2 separate regions of the Mus musculus genome follow, and region 2 is linked to region 1. Evidence: chromatin loops called from intact Hi-C (ENCODE). Cell type or tissue: left cerebral cortex. All regions are shown on one strand. Links, peaks and the distances in the headings refer to the core of each region. The heading gives the core; the rest is flanking DNA. Region 1 has its middle 23 kb from the start of Map7. Region 2 overlaps Map7 (microtubule-associated protein 7).

Evidence for each region. Hi-C counts contacts between places; a loop is a spot of excess contacts. Peaks named below come from ENCODE experiments on the same cell type or tissue, not always from the same donor. Only the 100,000 strongest peaks of a DNase experiment are listed, where the experiment ranks them.
Region 2: a loop joins it to region 1, with 4 times the contacts of the local background. A loop is called at or near these places in 1 of 42 quality-filtered maps.

What each region holds. Positions count from the first base shown.
Region 1 is chr10:20,145,436-20,150,812 of GRCm38, forward strand. It overlaps a transcript of Map7 not described here. Among named protein-coding and RNA genes, the nearest start is that of Map7, 23 kb to the right of the region's middle. In left cerebral cortex, for the core only: a CTCF peak has its summit at 3,365 (motif pointing right); DNase peaks (open chromatin) are centred at 2,823, 3,497 and 4,385; H3K4me3 peaks cover 2,142 bases; H3K27ac peaks cover 2,173 bases.
Region 2 is chr10:20,196,358-20,201,734 of GRCm38, forward strand. The region is part of intron 1 of Map7 (microtubule-associated protein 7); the gene reads left to right. It overlaps 4930405J17Rik (RIKEN cDNA 4930405J17 gene), which reads right to left. Exons shown (of 3, transcript NR_045350.1): 1 at 5,300-5,377; 2 at 4,194-4,325; 3 at 2,890-3,188. Among named protein-coding and RNA genes, the nearest start is that of 4930405J17Rik, 2.8 kb to the right of the region's middle. In left cerebral cortex, for the core only: no CTCF peak of the experiment used is centred there; DNase peaks (open chromatin) are centred at 2,481, 2,856, 3,195 and 5,036; H3K27ac peaks cover 2,672 bases.

The DNA.
Region 1 (5,377 bases), core at 328-5,327:
TTGAGGAAAGTGTGTAGAATCCATTGGGCAGAAATTCAAATGATCATGGCACAAGTTAGAAGGGGGAGAGATCCAAGGACCTCTCAGGGAGTAGGGGTGGGGAGGGAGTAAGGTTAACATCACATATGGAAATAGGAAATCTATTAAAAAGGTTTTGAGCCAGATAGAGCTATGTAAAGTGGCTGTGCATTCAATGATTAACAATCTACTGACACAGTGTAAGAGGAATTGAACTGAACAGGGCAGTTCTGAGCCTGTCTCAGATCTGAAAGAGGGTCCAGCATGAGTCAGGCTAATAGGAAGTGAGGGCATCAGAAGTGACTTGTAAAGATTTGGGAACGAACTATGAGCAGTGATGGCAAGGGAGAGGATGGGATAAATGCTGAGCCTGGGTGGGTATGAGAAAAACTCAAAGGTAAAAACTCAGCCGGATGTTCTCGATACATTGAATTCAGAGCAGAGAGCCATGATAGCATTGTACAAAGAATATTGAAAATAGGCTAGGAAGTGTTTCAGTCAGTAAAGTGCCTGAGTTCAACTTCCAGAAAAACAAACAGAAACAAAGCCAAAAGCCAGGCATGGTGGTGTGCATGCTTGTAATCCCAGCACTGGGGAGGTAGAGACAGGCAGATCCTGGGGGCTTGCTGGCCAGCCATTGTAGAAGCAAGCTCTGGATGAAATGAGAGGCCCTGTCTCAAAAAAAAAGGTCAACACTGTCCTTCAGGTCAACCTTCAGGTTGGCCTCTAATCTCCATACTTCCTTACATGCATACCTATAAACACACACACAGCCGGGCCTGGTGGTGCACGCCTTTAATCCCAGCACTTGGGAGGCAGAGGCAGGCGGATTTCTGAGTTCAAGGCCAGCCTGGTCTACAGAGTGAGTTCCAGGATCGCCAGGGCTACCCAGAGAAACCCTGCCTCGAAAAACCAAACCAACACACACACACACACACACACACACACACACACACACACACACACACGACCAAAGAATGTATTGGAGAAGGTTGGCACTAAAGTCAGGAATATACATTCTACACTTGAGAGTCACCAAGGTGGAGAATCCCAAGAGACAAAGCAGAGATAGGAAAGATGTGGCTTAAACTCTGGAGAGTATGATGTCGGAGGAAACAGGAAGAAGAGAGATCTATATCAACAAAGGAGTCTGGGAAAGGAGTAGAACTCTAGTTAGTTGGGAGTGAACCAATAGAGAATAAGGCAGGATCCACTCCACAGGATATCTAGTGGTGTCCCCCATCATCCCAGCAATGGAGGTGGAGGCAGAAGACATCCAGGGGACAACTGATAGGAAAGCATGTAGCAACTTGATATTGTGACTTGGAAAGCTACTATAGATGAGCAAGAAAAACTGTACCTTACCCAATGGCCCTGGGTGGAGAGGTATCCAGGGGATGGGGAGAAAAGGAGGCAGGATGGGAACAGGGTGCCAGGGGCTCAGCTCTTCCCTTGGGAAGGGGAAGTAGGGGATCAGGAGAACTTTGTGTGAACTCAAAGCAGATGGCTTCTGTGTTCCTAGTAAAAAGTACAACCTAAAGGACAGTATGGTGGCATCTGACATTTAACAGATGTCATTCCCTCCCTGAATTAACCATCTCCTGTGTAGCAGACACTAGGAAACTAGGTTTGGAATGAGGAGTCTGTCCAAGGCCTTAGGTGCAGATGGGTGTCCTCCTTGGTGCATTTAACTTGGAACAACTGGAATACAAACAATCAAAAGAACAGGAGGGCAAGCGCACACTTGGGTCTACTACCGCCAAACACTCCTCAATGACTTCTCTTTTTGAGACAGGGTCTCACTATTTGGCCTTGGCTGGCTTCGAACTCCTGATGATCCTCCTGCTTTAGGGAGTAAGGTGGGATGGTGTATTGAGAATTTTGGGTTCTTAAAAATACCAGTTATGTGAATTTTCTTTTTTTAATCCCAGGTGTGGGATAAGAGGCTGCTTCACAGCAGGTGATTATGATCAGCCTCCAGCACTAGCAGGGGCGTGACTTTTGCCAGCTGCAGATAGCTTAATTCTGGGCACTCTGGAGGGGTATAAATGAGGGAGTCAGGAGCCATTTGTTGTTGGCTTTGCTATTGCTGGACTACAACTGGACTTGCCCCCAATCAACAGGGAGTGGCCTACGGAGGTCTAGGTCCCCTTTCTTTCCTCTCTCACCTTTCTCTCCTGAACTACTTAGGGTTGGAGGGTTGGAAGGGTGGAATAAAGGTCGAAAGAGCAGTAGATATAAAAACCCAATAAGATAGCTAAACAACACCAACAGAACAGAAACATCTAGTATGAATAATGTCTTGACTTGTGTACTTAACGCCAATCAGAAGCCTGGAAATAAATTACCTTCCTTTCCCAGGGGTCTGCCAAATAGTTGAACCAACTACACTCAACTAAGATTCTGCCGTTCGAGGAAAGCTGTCCTGAACTCTCCTGATTTCACAGTCAGACATCTTTCCTGGTGCTTGAGCTGAGGCCAACAACCTGGTCTCTGCTTACCCGGGACTAGAAGCATAGGTAGTAAGCTTGGTTTGCACATGATGTAGGACTATCTCACTGTTCAAAGCTCTGTTTGCCTCTTCCACTGTGGGCCTGGTGGTTTTACCAAGAAAGCCTGTAAATGAAGTGATACACTCCAATCCTGGGCTTAGAGTGACAGCTCTTGTAAATAAGGATTGTGTTCTGACACTTTTCTGTCTCCGGTACATTATGTGGGGTTTCAAAGGATAAAGAGCTCCTTTGGATCTGTTATGCACGTGCCTCTCTGTGTGAGCAGGCGGAATCAGCAGGCTGCTCTCTTCTTCAGTTTCCATTTCTGTAGGTTACTTAACCACCCCCTCAGCAGTTTGTTGCTTATCGTTTATTTTGCCCGCTCCGGCAGAAAATGTGTTTCTCAGTCGCTAATGTTTCTTTTTAAAGCTGCCTACCCCACGCCTCTGGTCCCTCTGAACAAGATAGTCACAAGACAGTTTACTAATCGGAAACGAAGAAAAAGAAACGCCACGCCAGTCACTAGAGGATTCACTAACGTGCGTGCTGGACCATCAGACACGGAAAAGCTAGGGTCACCGGCGAAGGTTTCCCAAAACACAGGCGGAGTTGGGATCGCGGCGCGGAGCTCAGCCGGTGTACTTCAGCTCTCCACGTGGCATCGGCTCCTTGGGCGACTGTCGCCACGAACTCCAGTCCGCACGGTGACCTGGCGGCTTCAGAGTTCAAAGGGGAACAGAGCGCTCGAACGCCGCCGCCGCCGCCGCACCGGGGCTGCGGGTGGCCGCTCGTCGCGCTCGCTCGCTCGGGCGCGGCGGTGGCTAGGACCCGCCGCCTGGGACACTAGCTCCGACCTCGTCCGTCGGGGCGCCTGCGACGCCGCACCTGCCCGCCAGGGGGCGCGCCGAGCCCCGGCGGCGTCGGGCCAGCGCTCGCCGTCCCCGCCCCACGCCCGCGCAGGCCGCCGCTCACCTGTCTGGGCCGCGGGCCCCGGGGGCGGGGGCCCGGCGGGAGCGAAGCCGAGGGAGAGAGGGCGGAGCGGCTCTCCCGGCGCGTCATCGGAGCACCATGGCGGAGCAGGGAGCTGGCGGCGACGGCCACAGGGGCGGCGACGGCGCTACGCACAGCGACCCAGGTGACGGCGCGATCCGGACGGGAGGGGGGTCGCGGGGGTCGCGGGAGTGGGTGGGGGTCGCGATCCCCGGAGCCAGCGACCCCTCGGGGTCCGCGCTACTGTCGACCGCCGAGCGCCCGCGGGCCACAACAGGTGGAAGCAGGCCTGGGCGCGCGGGAGGGAGGTCGGGGGCGCGCGGGGTGGTCGGGGGCGCGCCGGGGAGGTCGGGGAACCGTGAGAATCTGAGCCGCCGAGCGGCTGGGGCGCGCCGGGGGCTGTCGGGGGTCCCGGGAAGAGTGAGAGTCTGAGCCTCCGAGCGGCGGGGGCGCCCAGGGCGGCCAGGGGAGCGGGGCGGACGAGCGGGGCCCGAGCCGAGGCGCCCGGCGGATGGCTGAGCGGTGAGCGGCTGACCGGCTCCGGACCTCGGCACTCGGCCTTCACTCAGAGCACGGAGCCCGACTCTTCCTGTGGCTCTAAAGCCAGAGCTGGAGCCTTGGCTCTGCCTCCGGGGCTCGCTGTTGACAATCTGCCTCCAGCACAGCCACCGGGGACACGCAGGGACATAGCTCACAGCCTCGGAAGGTCTTCGCACTCGTATCCATCTCGCCTTAACATGAAGCCAAGTCCCCCCACACCCCCTCGTGATTTTGTTCTTCGTTGTCCGGAACTGTATTGCGCATCATACCCTCCCTCTTAACCCCCTGTTCTAATCCTTGGCCAAGTAAGCCGTTCTCGTACCTTCCTACCCTTGGCGTGGGGGCGGGAGGCGCCTTGTTATTTTAAAGAAATGTTAAGTTGCAGACCCCGCAGTTGCAAGCTGTTACTGCTTCTGTACACCCACAACCAGAAGTGATTGTTTTCTAAATGCAAAACTCGCTCCACCTCCCACCCCCACCACAACATTTAGAGGGCGTGCTTATTTTTAACACGCAAGACCCGTAGAGCTTAGTGTTTTCCAGTATGTATCTGCGAATGTACCTAAACTCTAACGATTTCCACCTGAGGTTAAGATTGACAGTGTCCTGAATTTATTTCCATGTCCCGCTACATCCTGAAAGGTGGTTGATTTTTGTCTTCTGCGTTTGAAAGATCGGTGATCGTTATTTTGGTCTGGGTGTAGAGGCGATGCCTGAGTAATTGTTTAGGGAGCTTAATGAGCTGGAAGCTCTACCGGCTGCCCAGCCCAGGGCATTCTTAGTTGTGAATAAGACACAGATAAGTAACAGCTTCTGGAGGTAAAAAGTTAGTGATTTAATAGGCATTGGTTTGTCCTTGAATGCTTTGTAGATCTGCATTGGTACTTGTTCAGACATAAACGAACTTGCAACTGGAGTATATCCCGTGCCCGATCGTGTTAAGGAATGAACGATTCATGTGTCTTAACTGGATGCAAAATCAACCATGTGTTCTTAAGTCTTCTTAAATTTTATATTTATTTACTTTGTTGTGTGTGTGTGTGTGTGTATGGGTGTGTGTGTGTGCGTTGTATGCGTGTGGGAGATCAGAAGGTAACTTGTTAAGAGTGGATTCTCAGACCGAAACTTAGGTTTGGCAACAAGTGCCTTTACCTAAACATTAACTCATCCACCAGCCTGAAATACGCTCTTCATTAATAGTAGAATTTATTGGCTATTACATTTCCTCCACATCTTTGCCTTGAAATTTAAAGTTCAAATAAACATGTTTCATATATGACCAACACATAAATACATAGGTGTGTGTATATTATATATTTCTGGTCATGTATTTTCCC
Region 2 (5,377 bases), core at 187-5,186, 51 kb after region 1:
ACAGCCAGGGAAACACAGAGAAACCCTGTCTCGGGAAGAAAACAACAACAACAACAACAACAACAACAACAAAACAGAGAGAGAGAGAGGGAGAGGGAGAGAGAGAGAGAGAGAGAGAGGGAGAGAGAGGAGAGAAATGATTCTCATCATTTTCCAAATGCGTTTAATGGGTGAACCCGTCCTCTTGAAAGCAGAGCTTCGTAGTTCTTGGGCCACTGATTAAATGAATAAATGTACTTTTGTTTAGGCGTTGTTGCTCTTGGTTAGATTTATTTTGTAATAAAGATACATATGAAGAGCATATCCTCACACATGATAGAAGCCTTCAGTCCTTTTTTATGTGCAAACACTGGCGAGGAAAACTGAGGCTCACCTGTCTGTGGGTCAGGGAACTGGATTGGGTCTTAACACTTGATGGGGGAAACTAAGGAATTCACGTTTCTAGCAACTGTTGAATAATTTAGTGAAGCAGGCAGTTAATGCCCCACCTAGCCACATCATACTGGAATGGTTATTTGGGAAAAGATGGGGGAAAAAAAGAACAAAAATAAATCAATAAGATTGATGTTTGTAACAAGGTGATGCGCTACAGTCCAGTGGTAGCTTTTGTCTCCCAATTCCCGAATCTTAGTGTTTCTTCAATAAGAACACTTTGTTAGCTTTTATCTTACTTTACAGAAAAAAAGCATTATACACATTTTGCTTTTGTGTTAGAACAATGCCAGACTTTCACTTGGCTCAGGGTGTTAGTGTGGGCTCCATCCTGGTTCTATGAGGGCAAGCTGACCTTTCTAGAGGTGTGTCTTCCCAGGCTTCGTCTAAGATAAGAATGTGATTCTCCAGCCTTGTGGGGGAATTGCTCTCTGGAGCTCCCCCAGCCCAGGTTTCCTGTCCTCACCAGACAGATCCGCCTTCCCTCGGGCCGGCAGTTCCCCCTCCCGTAGCTCTTTGCTTACGTTTCATTTTTGCTTACGTTTCATACTTAATCTTTGATAGCTTGAAATTAAGAAGCACAACTTTCTCATCTGATCAAGTCAGATTGATTTTTTATTTTGTAAAGGAAAAAGTTAAACATGTGAAAATGATATACTAAGTATGTAAGAATAGATTGTGTCCTTTCCTCTGGAAGTTATAATAAGTTGCTTTAATTGAGATGGAGAAAGGTGTACATGGTTTTTAGGTTTTTTTCGAGACAGGGTTTCTCTGTGTAGCCCAGGCTGTCCTGGAACTCACTCTGTAGACCAGGCTGGCCTCGAACTCAGAAATCCGCCTGCCTCTGTCTCCCAAGTGCTGAGATTAAAGGCATGCGCCACCCTGCCCGGCTTTGTACATGAGAAACTTGAATTTCTTTTCTGTCTTTTGTTTTGGAGAAGTTGTTCTAGCTGTTTTAGAAAAAGATTAATTTGAGAGTTTTGCATTCAATTGTTTCTATTTTCATTAGCTTTCTTGTATCTCTGAAAGAGCCCGGACATTGTGTTCATTCTATCAGTGATAAACAGGGATTGAGTAGTCCTGCCTTAAGCCTCCTTCATACAATGTTGGGCCTCAGGAAGAGTTGAGGAATTGCAAGAATGAGACAGAGTTCCTGTGCACTTTTCTCTTAGATTCCGCCAATGTTAACTTTTTAAAAATTATTATAAAAATGTTTTGATTAAAAAAATCATACCCCAAATTAACTAGACCAAAAACTTAAACTTTAAAAAAAATTTTTTTTATAATTTTATGTATGGTGATGTTTTGCATGCGTATGTGTCTGCTTGAGGGGATCAAATCTCTCAGAACTAGAGTTGTGAGCTGCTCTGTGGGTTCTGGGCATTGAACTAAGCTCTCTGGAAGAGGAGCCAGTCTCTCAACTTCTGAGCCATCCATCTCTCCAACCCCACAATTTTAACTGTAAGATTTAATTGTCCTTAAAAAAAAAAAGATTTTATCATTTGGGTGTATTATATCTCAAATGCAAGAAAGTAGCTCAGTGCAGCACTGCTGTCTATGCCATTTGCCCAGTGGTGCACATCCAGGATGCTGCAGGGGACTGCCCCAGAGTCACCCTGTGTAGTTACTCACCTCTTGGAAGCATTTAGGCTAGTTTTTCTGTGGTAGCATCTCTGTTTTGGGTTTGGCTAATGGATGATTAAATCTAGGTTGTATGTTTTGGTCAGTAATGTCACAGAGGTGGTGGTTTTGCCTGTGTTATGTCAGGAGGCAGGATTTGTCCCAGCCCTGGTGACATAACCCTTTTCACCTAGTTAGGGCATATCACCTAGGTTTTGTTTTGTTTTTGTTTTATAATTCTTATTGTAGGAAGCTATTTTGAAACTTTGTACATGTGCTCACCCTCCTCGTATGCTTGCTTACCTGTGAGGTTTAGCTTCAATAGTTCCAAAGCAGTTACTGTTCTGTTAGATGCCAAGTAGATTTGCTAACCCACCCACCATGGCCTCTGCATTTCCCAGTTGGCTTTCTGCCTGCTTCCTTTCTCTCTTTATTTTTATCAGTGTGCACTGAAGATTTATTTTCTCCTCTTAGTTCTTTTTTGCTAATTATGTGATCGTCTACCAGGGTTCTCTCATTTGATCAGTGAGCCCCTTTCAAATTTTTATAGCTCAACAGGCAACCATGTCTACAACATGTAATTTGTAAGATTATAAATATAAAATTACAGTGCATCCTATAGAAATGAGATGCTTCTATACATACAGCTCAGTATCATGCAGCCACTAGGAAAGGAAGTCTTATTACACAGCAGATATCCAGATAGTAGATTTCAACATGCTGTTACATAAAGATTCTGGCTCTGTTTCATACACACGAATGCATATTCTGTAAGAGCATACACTAAAATGCTTGTGGTGTCTGTTCTGAAACTGAGACTGGGAGCTTTGTGCTTCTATTTTTGATACTACATTTATTACTAGATTTTTTTTTTTTTGAAGATAATAAGGCTGTTGCAATTTGGAGTAAAGCTTTTCCACACTGAGGCTCTTAGGGAAGATTAATGAATGTGTTTCTGGATTTGTAAAAGAGGGAAACCCTTTGCTGCTTTTCGAGGTCGGAGTCCTGCAGGGACTGCAGTGCCATAGCTTGGGCACTGGAAGCATCTGGAAGGCTTAACACAGCTGACGGAAGAGATGGTCAGGAAGAAAGTATCACGGAACGAACCATGAAGCACAGGATGGAGCCAGCAGCTTCTGTACAGAAAGGGAAATCTGGTGTTTGAAGAAATCACTGCATAGCCCGTTTGAAAGTAGGTCACAGTCCTCATTTCTGTTTCTGGGCTAACATGGGCCCAGCTGTCAGGCTCTGCCAACTAATCCTCCGAATCAGCAGAGTCCCCTCTGAAATACATCGTGATTAACCTGGAAGATCTGACCCCAAAGCGGAAAGCTCCGAGATATTATTACCTCTTAAAACCATGTAGACGCGGGTGAAGGACTGGAACTGTGGCAGGAAGTCTTCCATTGAAGGAAGCAGTTGACTCCCCGCAGTTACAACTTAATGCTCACTCCCTCCGCAGGTTGCTGTGCCTGGTTGTTCAGTAAGCTCTTTGGCTTCCAGCAAACAAAGTTTGAAATTTTTTCTTTTGTTTTTGAGATTATCATTACATTATTTTCCATCCCCTTTCCTCTCACCCGACCCTCCCACTTACCATTCTTTGCTTCAAATTCATGGCTGTTTTTTCATTAATTGTTGTTACATGAGTGTGATGTGTGTGTACCCAGATATAAGCTGCTAAGTTACTGCAGTGTAATTTTCCCTAGACCATTGTGAGGCCCTTAGAAAGTTGGTTATAGGTGACAGTAAGGAGAAGACTGAGGCATGATCAATCAACGACTTGGTAGAAAAATATCCTAAACTGCCCTGACTGTTTCATAGAAAGGCTAGCTTTAGTCACTACTGTGACGTACAGACATGAAGGAAATTGGGTTTTATAATTTGAAGTCTACATATAGGAGTCCAGAATAATGAGTGTGTAGAGTTCAAAACAACAAAACAAAGCCAGAAAACCCCAAGCAGGTCACAGCTCCTTTTCTAAAGAAAGCAATCATGGAGTTAGCCCTGGTGGCTCACACCTACAAACACAGCTCTCAGGAGTTCAAGGCCAGCCTCGGCTATGTAGCAAGCTGGACGCTAGGCTGCTCTACAAGAAGAGGAGGAGGCGCAGGGAAGAAGAGTTTGCATAGAGCACAGCAAACCTTTAAATGAATCCACAGATTTCTTCTATAGAACATAGCACATGGCATCATTGTCCGAAGCACTATAAATTTGGGACTAGCCAGGCAGCAGCATCCTTTCCCAGTTTGTAAATTGTGTCCTCTGGGAACCTCCTAAAGGAAAAGAGAAGACAACTACTGAGACAGAGTCCCTGCACAGCCATGGCCGCTGTGAGCGCAGCAGGAGGCCTTCCAGAGCCACCCTGACTTCTTGAACACAAAGGACAGAGAACTAGGAATCAAAGGGGTCCAAAGAAAGTGCTGTGTGTGCTCAGGGGTGCTTAAGATAAGGTCTAATCCTTGAGATTAGAAGCAATCTGGGTGGGGTCAAGAAAGAACAAACCATCTTGCAGGAACTGTCCGCTGCCTGGCTGGCTGGGCTCCCTTAGTTGTCAGTGGTACAGGTGTATAGGTTTTCTACATTCCTTTATGAAATGAACCTCTGTTCTTTTCCTTTTCTATAACTACAAGTAAAATATACATGGAATCTCTTAATATTTGCCTTCAAATAGTAATAACCAAACTCCTAAGGTTGGTTAAACATTCACATTCTACTAAACACCAAAGTCTAATCTGCATCATTGTGATAATTGTAACAAACTTAGTTAATTTTTCTTCTGTGAAATATTTTAAATTCTTATAAAAAATGCGAAGTGCAGCACCATTTTCAGATTGCTGGTTAGTTTTTTCAGATTGCTGGTTAGTTGTCAATTCAACACAAGCTAAAGTCATTTGGGAAGAGAAACCTTAATTGAGAAAGTGCCTCCATCATGGCCTGTATGCAAGTCTGATGTGGGAGGGCCCAGCCCACAGTGGGTGATTCTTGCCTAGTTTGTATAGAAAAGCAAGCTGAGAAGCAGTGTTGTCTAAGCTTCCGCTTCAGCGCCTGCCTCTAGGGTGATTGCTGCCCTGCTTGGTTTCTGTCTTAGCTTCCTTGGGGGGGGGGGGCGGGGGGTGGGGTGGGGGGTGGTGGTGACTGTGACTGGGATGTGCAAGCTAAGTAAAACCTCTCTTTCCCAAGTTGCTTTTGGTCATGGCCTTTATCACAGCAATGGAAAGCAAAGTAGGACAAAATTTAAGGGACTGACCAGTTCCCGTGATCTCAGTCACTGAGGAAGACAAGCAGATCTTTGTCTTTTCCTTTACGTGTCCCTTAAGTGTTCCTG